Linked DNA regions of Homo sapiens: region 1 is linked to region 2. The links are chromatin contacts, found by Hi-C or POLR2A ChIA-PET in ENCODE. All regions are on one chromosome and are shown on one strand. Each heading gives the region's core, a stretch centred on a gene start or an enhancer-like site at or near the end of the contact. The rest is flanking DNA. Distances are from core to core; before and after follow the strand shown.

Region 1 (5,507 bases), core at 499-2,998, 2.1 Mb before region 2:
GGGGATTTGGCGTACCGTGGACATTTGGCAATGTCTGGAGAGATTTTGACTATCTTGATTAGGAGTAGGGGGTGCTACTGGTATCTAAAGGCTGGGGATGCCACCAAACTTCTTACAGTGTTTATCATAGCCCCCCCACTGCCCCTCGCCCCCTGAAATCATTTATCCAACATGTCGTAATATCCAGGTTGAGAAACCCTGTTCTGAAGGATCGAGTGGGATAATGTGTGGAAACTATTTAGTAGAGTGCTAGGTACACAGTAAGTCGTCAACACATGGCAAACACTGAGTTCATGTAGAGTCAAGATAATCCAAAATGATACTAATAGCCACTTTGTAGATATACAGATGTACCAAGGAGATACAGTGGGAAGGGAAGACTTTGGCGAGGGGCAGATTTATTGTGAAGTTTGCCAAGCTTTAAGTTCCAGAACTCCTTCCAAAGCCAAAGCCATGCACACACACATATTTACGCAGCGTGTGTGTGTGTTGAAGATATCCTCCCACAACTTATGTTTCAAGCCCCCAAACAGGTTCTAGTATTGGCCTCATCATTTCCTAGCTATGTAACTTTGGGCAAATAACTTCACTTCTCTGAGTTTCATTTTCCTTATCTGAAAAATAGAGCTGCAACATCAGGTGCGGTGGCTCACACTTGTAATCCCAACACTTTGGGAGGCCGAGGCAGGAGGATTGCTTGAGCCCAAGAGTTCGAGACCCCCACCTCTACAAAAAGTAAACAACAACAACAACAAAATGAGCCAGGTGTGGTGGTGCACGCCTGTAGTCCCAGCTACTCGCCCGGGATGCTGAGGTGGCAGGATCACTTAAACCCAGGAGGCCGAGGCTGCAGTGAGCCAAGATCGTGCCACAGCACTCCAGCCTGGGTGACAGAGGAGACACTATTGTAAAAGAAAAAAAAAGGGCTGCAAACCGTACGTTTCTCATTAAGTTATTGTAAGGCTCAAATGAATTCGCGTATACAAAGTGCGTAGCACAAGACATGGGATGTAGGAAATGCTCAAAAACTGTTATCATTTTTGCAATAAATACTGGCTCCTCTGGGAAAGAAGAGGGGTGGGGTAAATGATGTGCCTTGTTGCCTAGCCTGAGCCCACACTGCCAGAGAGGAGAGGACCCAGAATGAGACCCAGGTCTCCCGATTGCAGTTCATTCATGGGCAAGCAGTACATATTGAGAGCTTACTGGACACCATGCCAGGCTTGAGACCAGCCTGGCCAACATAGTGAAACCCCATCTCTACTAAAAATACAAAAATTAGCCAAGTGTGGTGGTGTGCGCCTGTAATCCCAGCTACTCGGCAGGCTGAGGCAGGAGAATTGCTTGAACCTGGGAGGCGAAGGTTCTGGCACATATTGAGCACTTGCTGAGAGGCAAAGTTCAGGCCTTCTGCCCCAGGCTTTTGGAGAGGGAGTCTCGGGGCCCCCTGAGGGGCCTCACCTGCACCCCCCGCACTCACCCATCTCCCCACTCTATCCCCTGTCCGCTCCGTACATGCCCGGCTCCAGCACCCGGAGCAGTGAAAGCTCAGGCACTACCCGCCGCCCGCCAGCCCGAGGGCCGCTCACCCAGGTTCTGCCCTCGCAGCACCGCGTACGGCCGGCTCCGCTCCAGCGGATCCACGGGGCTCGGGGCCTCTGCCTCCCCCACCAGGAGGCTGCAGAGGCCAAGGTACAGCCACGGTAACGCTGGACGCAGCATCTTCCCCAGCCCTGCAGAAGCAGAGAGGCCACTTCCGTCGCAAGCCCTGCCTCTGTCTCCTCCCAGGTCTCTCTGCGTCGCTGCCACCGCCCTTAGGGCGCGCGTCATTGCCATGGTAACTGTGCGTCCTGGTCTAAGTTCCGCTTCTGCCTAAGATTTGTTCCGGATTAACGTTCCTCAATAACTAATGTTTCCCCCGGACCAACTTTCCGTTCAGATCAACTTTCCGTCTGTGCCAACGTTCGCCGCGATTACCGTTCTGCTGTGGTTAGCGTTCCCTCATCCATTGGGGTCGAGGTCTTGTAGGTCCATTTGGGGCCTATTGAAGATTTTTTACGAATCCATGCATTTTCTTATTAAACCTTCATTACGGGCCTGGAAAATAGATACTGTGTTTCTATAGTACAAATGCCATCTTCTCAGGGAGCCCTTGCCCAGACATCCTTTTCTAAAATTGCAACCCTCCCTTTCCCTTAATGTACATTCTCCCTACCTTCGTTCTCTTCCATTCCCCCCATTCACTTTAGACTCATCACCATTTACCTTATACATTTAACGTACATTTGATGATTTTCTGAGGACCTGCTCCGCCCTAGCATGTAAAGTCCACGAGCACAGCGATTTTGTTCTTGCTCTCTGCTCTGTCCCAGAGACTGGGGGAGAGAGAGACCCTCTCATTTTGTTTTATATTGTTTTATACTCAGTACCTGTTTTAAGAAGAAACAACAAGGAAGTGAAACCAAAGACGGGCAGCCCGGCGCCAGGCCCGAAACCAGGCCTGGGCCTGCCTGGCCTAAACCCAGTTTCATGTGTGTGAAGAGACCACCAAACGTGTGTGAAGAGACCACCAAACAGGCTTTGTGTGAGCAACATGGCTGTTTATTTCACCTGGGTGCAGGCGGGCTGAGTCCGAAAAGAGAGTAAGCAAAGGGTGGTGGATTATCATTAGTTCTTACAGGTTTTGGGATAGGCGGTGAAGTTAAGAGCAATGTTTTGCGGGCAGGGGTGGATCTCACGAAGTACATTCTCAAGGGTAGGGAGAATTACAAAGAACCTTCTTAAGGTTGGGGGAGATTACAAAGTACCTTAAGGGTGGGGGAGATTACAAAGTACATTGATCAGTTAGGGTGGGGCAGAAACAAATCACAATGGTGGAATGTCATCAGTTAAGGCTATTTTTACTTCTTTTGTGGATCTTCAGTTACTTCAGGCCATCTGGATGTATACGTGCAAGTCACAGGGGATGCGATGGCTTGGCTTGGGCTCAGAGGCCTCACACCCAGTAGCTAAAAATCAACTCATAACTTAGAAACCGATGTTATTCATAGATTCCAGACATTGTATAGAAGAACGTTGTGAAACTCCCTGCCCTGTTCTGTTTCTCTCTTACCACTGGTGCATGCAGCCCCTGTCACGTACCACCTACTTGCTCAAATCAATCACGACCCTTTCATGTGAAATCTTTAGTGCTGTGAGGAGCCCTTAAAAGGGACAGAAATTGTGCATTCGGGGAGCTCGGATTTTAAGGCAGTAGCTTGCCGATGCTGCCAGCTGAATAAAGCCCTTCCTTCTACAACTCGGTGTCTGAGAGGTTTTGTCTGCGGCTCGTCCTGCTACAAGACTAGAAGAGTAGCATATTATATTCAGTAACTGTTTGCTGAATACATGAGGGAATTGAGCTAAGTGTTTGGCCCAACACTGCACACACAAAGTGGCAGAGCTAGAATTTGACCCAAGCATAGTTTTGAATCTGGAGGCTTTACCACCTCACACATTGCCTCACCTCCTGAAGGTTTGATTTGTAGTGGGATTAGTATCATTCACCTCACAATGGATGTGCAATACAAATGTCAGAGGCGTGTGAACCAGAGCAACTCCATCTTAAATAGGAGCTGGGTAAAATGAGGCTGAAACCTACTGGGCTGAATTCCCAGACGGTTAAGGCATTCTAAGTCACAGGATGATATAGGAGGTCAGCACAAAATACAGGTCATAAAGACCTTGCTGATAAAACAGGTTGCAGTAAAGGAGCCTGCTATAAACCACCAAAACCAAAATGGTGACAAGAGTGACCTCTGGTCGTCCTCACTGCTACACTCCCAGCAGCGCCATGACAGTTTACAAATGCCATGGTAATGTCAGGAAGTTACCCTATATGGTCTAAAAGGGGGAGGCATGAATAATCCACCCCTCGTTTAGCGTATCATCAAGAAATAATCATAAAAATGCCTAACCAGCAGCCCTCGGGGGCTACTCTGTCTATGGAGTAGCCATTCTTTTATTCCACTACTTTATTAATAAACTTGCTTTCACTTTGCACTGTGGACTTGCCCTAATTCTTTCTTGCGCTAGATCCAAGAACCCCCTCTTGGGGTCTGGATCGGGACCCTTTTCCTGTAACGTATTTCTGGCAACCACAGAAGGGACTATAGTGCAGAAACCTGACCCAATGGCTACCTTTGGGTAAGTGTTGGGGTCCGTTAACACTACCAGGTGTTCACCTGCAAAGGGAAGGTGTAATCTGCCATGTTAAAGACACTGTGCACCAACTTCTTCATTTCTTTCTCCACGATCTCCTCTTTCACTTCTGCTGTCCTTTTCACCTTGCTGTGCACAGAACTGATGACAGGCTCTTTCCACTGGTACAGCTTGCCACTCACCAGAGCAAAGCTAAATGGCAGGCACAGGAAAGCATCAATGGGAGGCATAGCACAGTGGGGTGGGAGGCAGGCTCTGCAGGCCACTTCCGTTCCAATCCTAGCTCGGCTGCATGACTTGCTTCCGTGTGACTCGTTTTCCCTCTCTGCACAATGGGAAGCATAATCATACCTGCCTCATGAATTGTGAGGATCAAATGATATATGTCTGCAAACTCCTTTGCCCAGTATCTGGCACATACTGAGCACTCGCTATAGGAAAGCTGCTGCCCCCAATCTCATTTTTTTTTTTTAAATGGAGTCTTGCTCTGTCGCCCAGGTTGGAGTGCAGTGGTGTGATCTCGGCTCACTGCAACCTCCGCCCCCTAGGTTGAAGCGATTCTCCTGCCTCAGCATTCTGAGTAGCTGGGATTACAGGCGCACGCCACCACACCAGGCTAATTTTTGTATTTTTAGTAGAGACAGGATTTCACCATGTTGGGCAGGCTGGTCTTGAACTCCTGACCTCATGATCTGCCTGCCTTGGCCTTCCAAAGTGTTGGGATTACAGGTGTGAGCCACCATGCCCGGCCCCCAATCCCATTCTTTAACATTGCCTAACATGGACCCTCATGGATAGGACAGCTTCTCAAGTCATAAAGTCCCACTCCAGTGGGTTCACCAGCTTGCACCTTCTAGTCAAAGGCTGTGTCTGGTGCATTTCCAGAAACACCCACCTGCTTTATCAATAACATTGAAAATGGCAGCTACTCTTTTTTTTTTTTTTTTTTTTTTTTTGAGATGGAGTCTCACTCTGTCGCCCAGGCTGGAGTGCAGTGCAAGCTCCGCCTCCTAGGTTCATGCCATTCTCCTGCCTCAGCCTCCCAAGTAGCTGGGACTACAGGTGCCCGCCACCACGCCTGGCTAATTTTTTGTATTTTTTTTTAGTAGAGACGGGGTTTCACCGTATTGGCTATGATGGTCTCGATCTCCTGACCTCATGATCCGCCCGCCTTGGCCTCCCAAAGTGCTGGGATTACAGGCATGAGCCACCGTGCCCGGCCTTCTTTTTTTTTTTTTGAGACGGAGTCTCGCTCTGTTGCCCAGGCTGGAGTGTAGTGGCACAATCATAGCTCACTGCAGCCTCCA
Region 2 (5,368 bases), core at 303-2,802:
ATCCATCTGTGTTAATCACTTTGCTGATCAAGATATAAACATTTCTAGAAAATCTTTCTCATATCTCCTTACAGGCTATATACCCTCTGAATGGAACCAGTTACTTACTTCTCTCACTTTAGGTTAATTTTCCCTGGTTTTAAACTTTATATGTTTGGAATCACACAAGTTATATTGCATATTTAAGCTAAATATTTTATCTTGTTATAAATATTGCTTTGAGACGGAGTTTTGATTTTGTTGCCCAGGCTGGAGTGCAGTGGCTCAATCTCGGCTCACTGCAACCTTCACCTCCTGGGTTCAAGCGATTCTCCTGTCTCAGCCTCCCAAGTAGCTGGGATCATAGGCGCCTGCCACCACGGCCAGCTAATTTTTGTATTTTTAGTAGAAACGGTGTTTCACCATGTTGGCCAGGCTGGTCTTGAACTCCTGACCTCAGGTGATCCACCAGCCTCTGCCTCCCAAAGTGTTGGCATTACAGGCGTGAGCCACCGCGCCCAGCCTGTTAGATGCTTTTCTTGCTTAGTACTATCTCATTAACATTTTGCAATTATATTATATTATATTATATTATATTATATTATATTATATTATATTATTTTTGAGACGGGGTCTTTCTCTGTCCCCCAGGCTGGAGTGCGGTAGCATGATCAGGGCTCACTCCAGCCCTGCCTCCTGGGCTCGAGGGATCCTTCCACCTCAGCCTCCCAAGGAGGTGGAACTACAGGTGCGTGCCACCACGCCTGGCTAATTTTTGTATTTTTTTTGTAGAGATATGGTTTCATTATATTGCCCAGGCTGGTCTCTAATTCCTGAGCTCAAGAGATCCACCCGCCTTGGCCTCCATATTTTGCAATTATAATCTGCAATGGAATCATAATTTTAAATTGCTGTATTGTTTGTAATATGTGCTTGGTTATACTTATATAATTATAAGTTGGTTTGTAATATGTGCTTGGTTATACTTATATAATTATTCTCTCCTTTATTATACATGAGGTAAGAGAAGCTCAGGGAATCCATTCAGGCAGCAAGTGGAGAAACTAGCTCTCAAACCTGCATCTCAGGCTCTCATTCTTCCACTGCAAAAAAGCAAAGTGCTCAAAAAATATGGTCACAGATCTGCAGAAGTCTTGCACAAGGGCATTATCATAGCAATAAGAATGACTAATAAGTATTAACGGCCCATGAGAAAAGAACAAATACCATTAATTATCTCAATATATTAAGCATATTAGTAATGTTTGTACAGAATTATTCATGCAAATATTATTAGCCTGTGTCGGGGACAGTTGCTAAACTCAGCAACAGGCTCACAGCTCAGCTTCGTGCCTCTGGTTCCAGATGTGCAGGGGCCAGGGCTTCCAGGGACACGCCCCCGTGGGCCTCCAGGGAGCCAATCGACGCGCAGAAGGCGGGGCCCTGGGAGCGACAACGGTGTTATCCAATGGGCCGACAGCTGGAGCCGCCCCTGGCCAATGGGCGCGCTCCTCCGCGATGGGCGGAAGTGGTGAGGCAGCTCTGAGGGCCGTTGTTCAGTGCGGGGTCTGACAGAGGAGGCTCCGTGTCTGCAGCTAGTGTGTCAACTCAGCGTTTCTCCTCTCGTCCCTGGTGAGGTGTAGCGGCGGCACGCGGCTGGAGATCCCCTGTGGCCTCCAGTTTAGGAAGGGTCCAGCATCCCAAGGGAGGGGTGTGTGGGCGAGGGGTCTCTGGGCCCGGGGTCGCGGCTGTGAGGAGAGGATGCCCGCGCGGCGGCATCTCAGGCACCTGGAGGAGGCCGCGCTTTCTCCTCAGGGAACCGGCGCCTTGGCAGCCCCCGGCGACGCCGCCCCCTTCGCGGCCTAGGTTGGTCTGGTGAGCCGGGAAGCGGGCGTCGTTCGCAGCGCCGCTGTGACCACCGCGTCCCGGGCGGAGCTGGGCTCAGTGCCGGCCTGGGCCTAGAGTCCGAGCCTCGAGCTGCCGGCGTGGGGGGTCGCGAGTGGCCTAATGCGGCCTCGAAGCCGAAGGACCCGAGTCCGAGCTCGCACTCCGACCCGCTGGTGCTGTGGAAAACTCAGGTGGCCTTCCGCTTTCGTAGCCTCTAAAGTGGGGACCAAGACTTTCACCTCTTAGGATTGTAGTCGGGATTAAAAGATTTTCCCGGTAAGCGTTTGGCAACTGCTATTATTTGAGAAGCCGCTTACTTCTTCACTCCCCATCACCGACCTTCCTGGGGACGGGGGCGATTGGAAACTGCCTTGGGGTATCTGGACCCGGCAGGGGAAGCTCCGCCGCCTCGGGCAGAGGGACGGTCCCCTCTGCGGACTAGAGAGATCTAGCTGACCCCCAACAGGCTCCTTATAAGCTTGAAGACTTTTCTGTGCCTCAACTCTTCCGTGCATTCGCCCGTTTCCTTGACCCTTTGAAGTATTGTCAGTCCTCTGCCTGAAGAATCTGAGGCCCAGAGAGGTTAAATCTGGCAGAACCAGCCAGACCTTGACCCCCAGAGGGGGACCCTGCAGGCTACCCCCAGTCTCCTTGCATCTAGAAAAGCAAGCACCTGCTACATCTGAGCTCTGGCCTTAGAGTTGGCCAGAGTGGGCTGGAATAGAGCACACCTGAAATCAGTCGGACAGCCTTCCTTAGTTGCCATTTCATATCAGAGTGAATATCTTTTTTTTTTTTTGAGATGGAGTCACCTTCTGTTGTTCAGGTTGGAGTGCAGTGGCGAGATCTCAGCTCACTGCAGCCTCCGCCTCCTGGGTTTAAGTGATTCTCTTGCCTCAGCCTCCTGAGTAGCTGGGATACAAGCGCCCGTCACCACGCCCAACTAATTTTTGTATTTTTAGTAGAGACTTGGTTTTGCCATGTTGGCCAGGCTGGTCTCGAACCCCAGACCTCCAGTGATCTGCCCACCTCGCCCTCCCAAAGTGCTGGGATTACAGGCGTGAGCTGCTGCGCCCAGCCCAGAATGGGTGTCTTGAATTATGTCATTCCCTAGTTTAAAGCCCTTCAGTGGTTTACCATTGAGCTTGGAATCGAATCCAATATTCTTTCTGTCTGATATGACAAGACCTTCTTGAGTCATTCCCCTTTTTTATTATGCTCTTCCAGATCTGCCTTTACTTTCTCTTTCATTGCTTTTAGGCCTTTTGCCCTTCCCACTGCCTGGATGGATTTCCCCGCATTCCCATCCTCTATCTTTGTCTTTTCGTGGTTGGCTCTTGTACTTCAGTTCTTAATTTAAATGTCGTCTCCCCAGAAAGTTCTTCCCTGACCACTCTTATCTACCTAAAGTAGATTTGCCTCTATTCCGCCCCCATTTATTTGTCAGTATACTTTTCCATCACAATACTCAAGTTATATGTATTTTTTTGCTTATTGTTTTTCTCTACCACTAAATCGCTTTATCAGAGACTATATTTCCTTATTTTGTAAAGTATTTTTAGTGCCAGGGCACAGTGGCACACAGTATGGTCTTCTTTTTCTTTGAGACAGGGTCTCACTCTGTCACCCCGGCTGGAGTGCAGTGGTGTGATCACAACTCACTCACTGTAGCCTCGACCTCCTGGGCTCAAGCCTCCCAAGTAGCTGGGACTACCTCAGCCTCCCACCCCAGCCTCCCAAGTAGCTGAGATTACAGGCATGTGCCACCATACCCACCTAATTTTTTGCTTTTTTGTTTTTTGTTTTTTTTGAGAGGGAGTCTCGCTCTGTCGCCCAGGCTGGAGTGCAGTGGCGTGATCTCGGCTCACTGCAAGCTCTTTTTAGTAGAGACTGGGTTTCACCATGTTAGGCAGGATGGTCTCGATCTCCTGACCTTGTGATCCACCTGTCTCGGCCTCCCAAAGTGCTGGGATTACAGGCATGAACCACCGCACCCGGCTGCTTATTTTTTATAAAGGCAGGGTCTTACTATGTTTCCTGGCTGGCCTTGAACTCCTGAGCTCAAGTGATCCACCCACCCCAGCCTTCCAGAGTGCTGGGATTACAGGTGTGAGACACTGCACCTGGCCCACAGTATTGTCCTTTTTTTTTTTATTTTTATTTTTTGAGACAGAGGCTCACTCTGTTGCCCAGGCTGGGGTGCAGTGGTGTGATCCTGGCTTACTGCAACCTCCACCTCCCGGGTTCAAGCAATTCTGCTTCAGCCTCCCTAGTAGCTGGGACTACAGGCACCCGGCTAATTTTTTTATTTTTAGTAGAGAGGTGTTTCGCCATGCTGGCCAGGCTGGTCTTGAACTCCTGACCTCAAGTGATCCGCCCACCTCAGCCTCCCAAAGTGCTGGGATTACAGGCATGAGCCACTGGACCCAGCCTCAAAGTATTGTCTTAATTAAGCATGTTGAACAAATGACTAAATACATGTTTTGAAAAGTGGCAACTCGCTTGATAATGCCAAAACCTTTAAAGAACCCTACTGGGGGCAGGATTTAAGACCATTTTTGTATCATGGAAAGGAATAATCTAAACTAAACAATGGTAGTAAAGTTGCCAGTGCTTTGCTTTCTGCATTGACATCTTGTTTAAAAAGCAGGAGAAACTTTATAGTGAAGAAATTTGGCAGACACCATATCAACTATGTGATCATGGTTTACATCAATAGTAAAATAAGACTGTTGACATCATGTACCTTCTGATATAAGGCACTGAGATGAGCACAACATGATTTCTATGGTGTTCTTGCCAAAAATATATAACCTGAATTTAATCATGAGAAAATATCAGACAAACCCAAATTGAAGGATATTATATAAAATAACTAGCTGGCTGGGCACGGTGACTCATGCCTGTAATCCCAGCACTTTGGGAGGCTGAGGCTGGCTGGTGGATCATATGAGGTCAGGAGTTTGAGACCAGCCTGGTCAACATGGTGAAACTCCATCTCTACTGAAAATACAAAAATTAGCTGGGCATGGTGGTGCACACCTGTGGTCCCAGCTACTCAGGAGGCTGAGGTCGAGGTTGCAGTGAGCCGAGATCGCAGTGAGCCGAGATCGCACCACTGCACTCCAGCCTAGACAGCAGAGTGAGACTCTGTTTAAAAAAAAAAAAAAAAAAAAAGCCAGTATGCTTAACAAGGTCATGAAAGAGAAGGAAAGACTGAAGAACTCTCCCAAATCAAAGGAGATTAACTACAAGTAATAGCCAAATGCAGTGTGTGATCCTAGATTGAATGCTGAACCAGAAAAAGGGTGGGATGGTGATTTTTTTTTTTTTTTTTTTTTTTTTTGAGACAGGATCTCACTCTGTCACCCAGGCTAGGGTGCAGTGGTACAATCACTGCTCACTGCAGCTTTGACCTCCTGGGCTTAAGTGATCTTCCCATCTCAGCCTTCTGAGTAGTTGGGACCACAGGTGTGTGCCACCACGTCTGGCTAATTTTTAA

The links. Hi-C counts contacts between places; a loop is a spot of excess contacts on that map. ChIA-PET counts read pairs that join two places held with the same protein, here RNA polymerase II (POLR2A). Pooled maps may share reads with other maps.
Region 1: a loop to region 2 is called in a pooled map, with 7 times the contacts of the local background. The contact joins the promoter of C12orf76 here to the promoter of TRAFD1 in region 2. A Hi-C loop is called at or near these places in 4 of 50 pooled maps. POLR2A ChIA-PET finds 5 or more read pairs at or near these places in 2 of 52 experiments (HEK293 and T-cell).

The regions. Positions count from the first base shown.
Region 1 is chr12:110,046,774-110,052,280 of GRCh38, forward strand. C12orf76 (chromosome 12 open reading frame 76) reads right to left here and starts at 1,749. Exons shown (of 2, transcript NM_001389625.1): 1 at 1,590-1,749. The coding sequence starts at 1,722. RefSeq lists a silencer at 1,458-1,517 and an enhancer at 2,438-2,697.
Region 2 is chr12:112,124,008-112,129,375 of GRCh38, forward strand. TRAFD1 (TRAF-type zinc finger domain containing 1) reads left to right here and starts at 1,553. Exons shown (of 12, transcript NM_006700.3): 1 at 1,553-1,611. RefSeq lists enhancers at 1,278-1,572, 1,550-1,599, 2,010-2,079.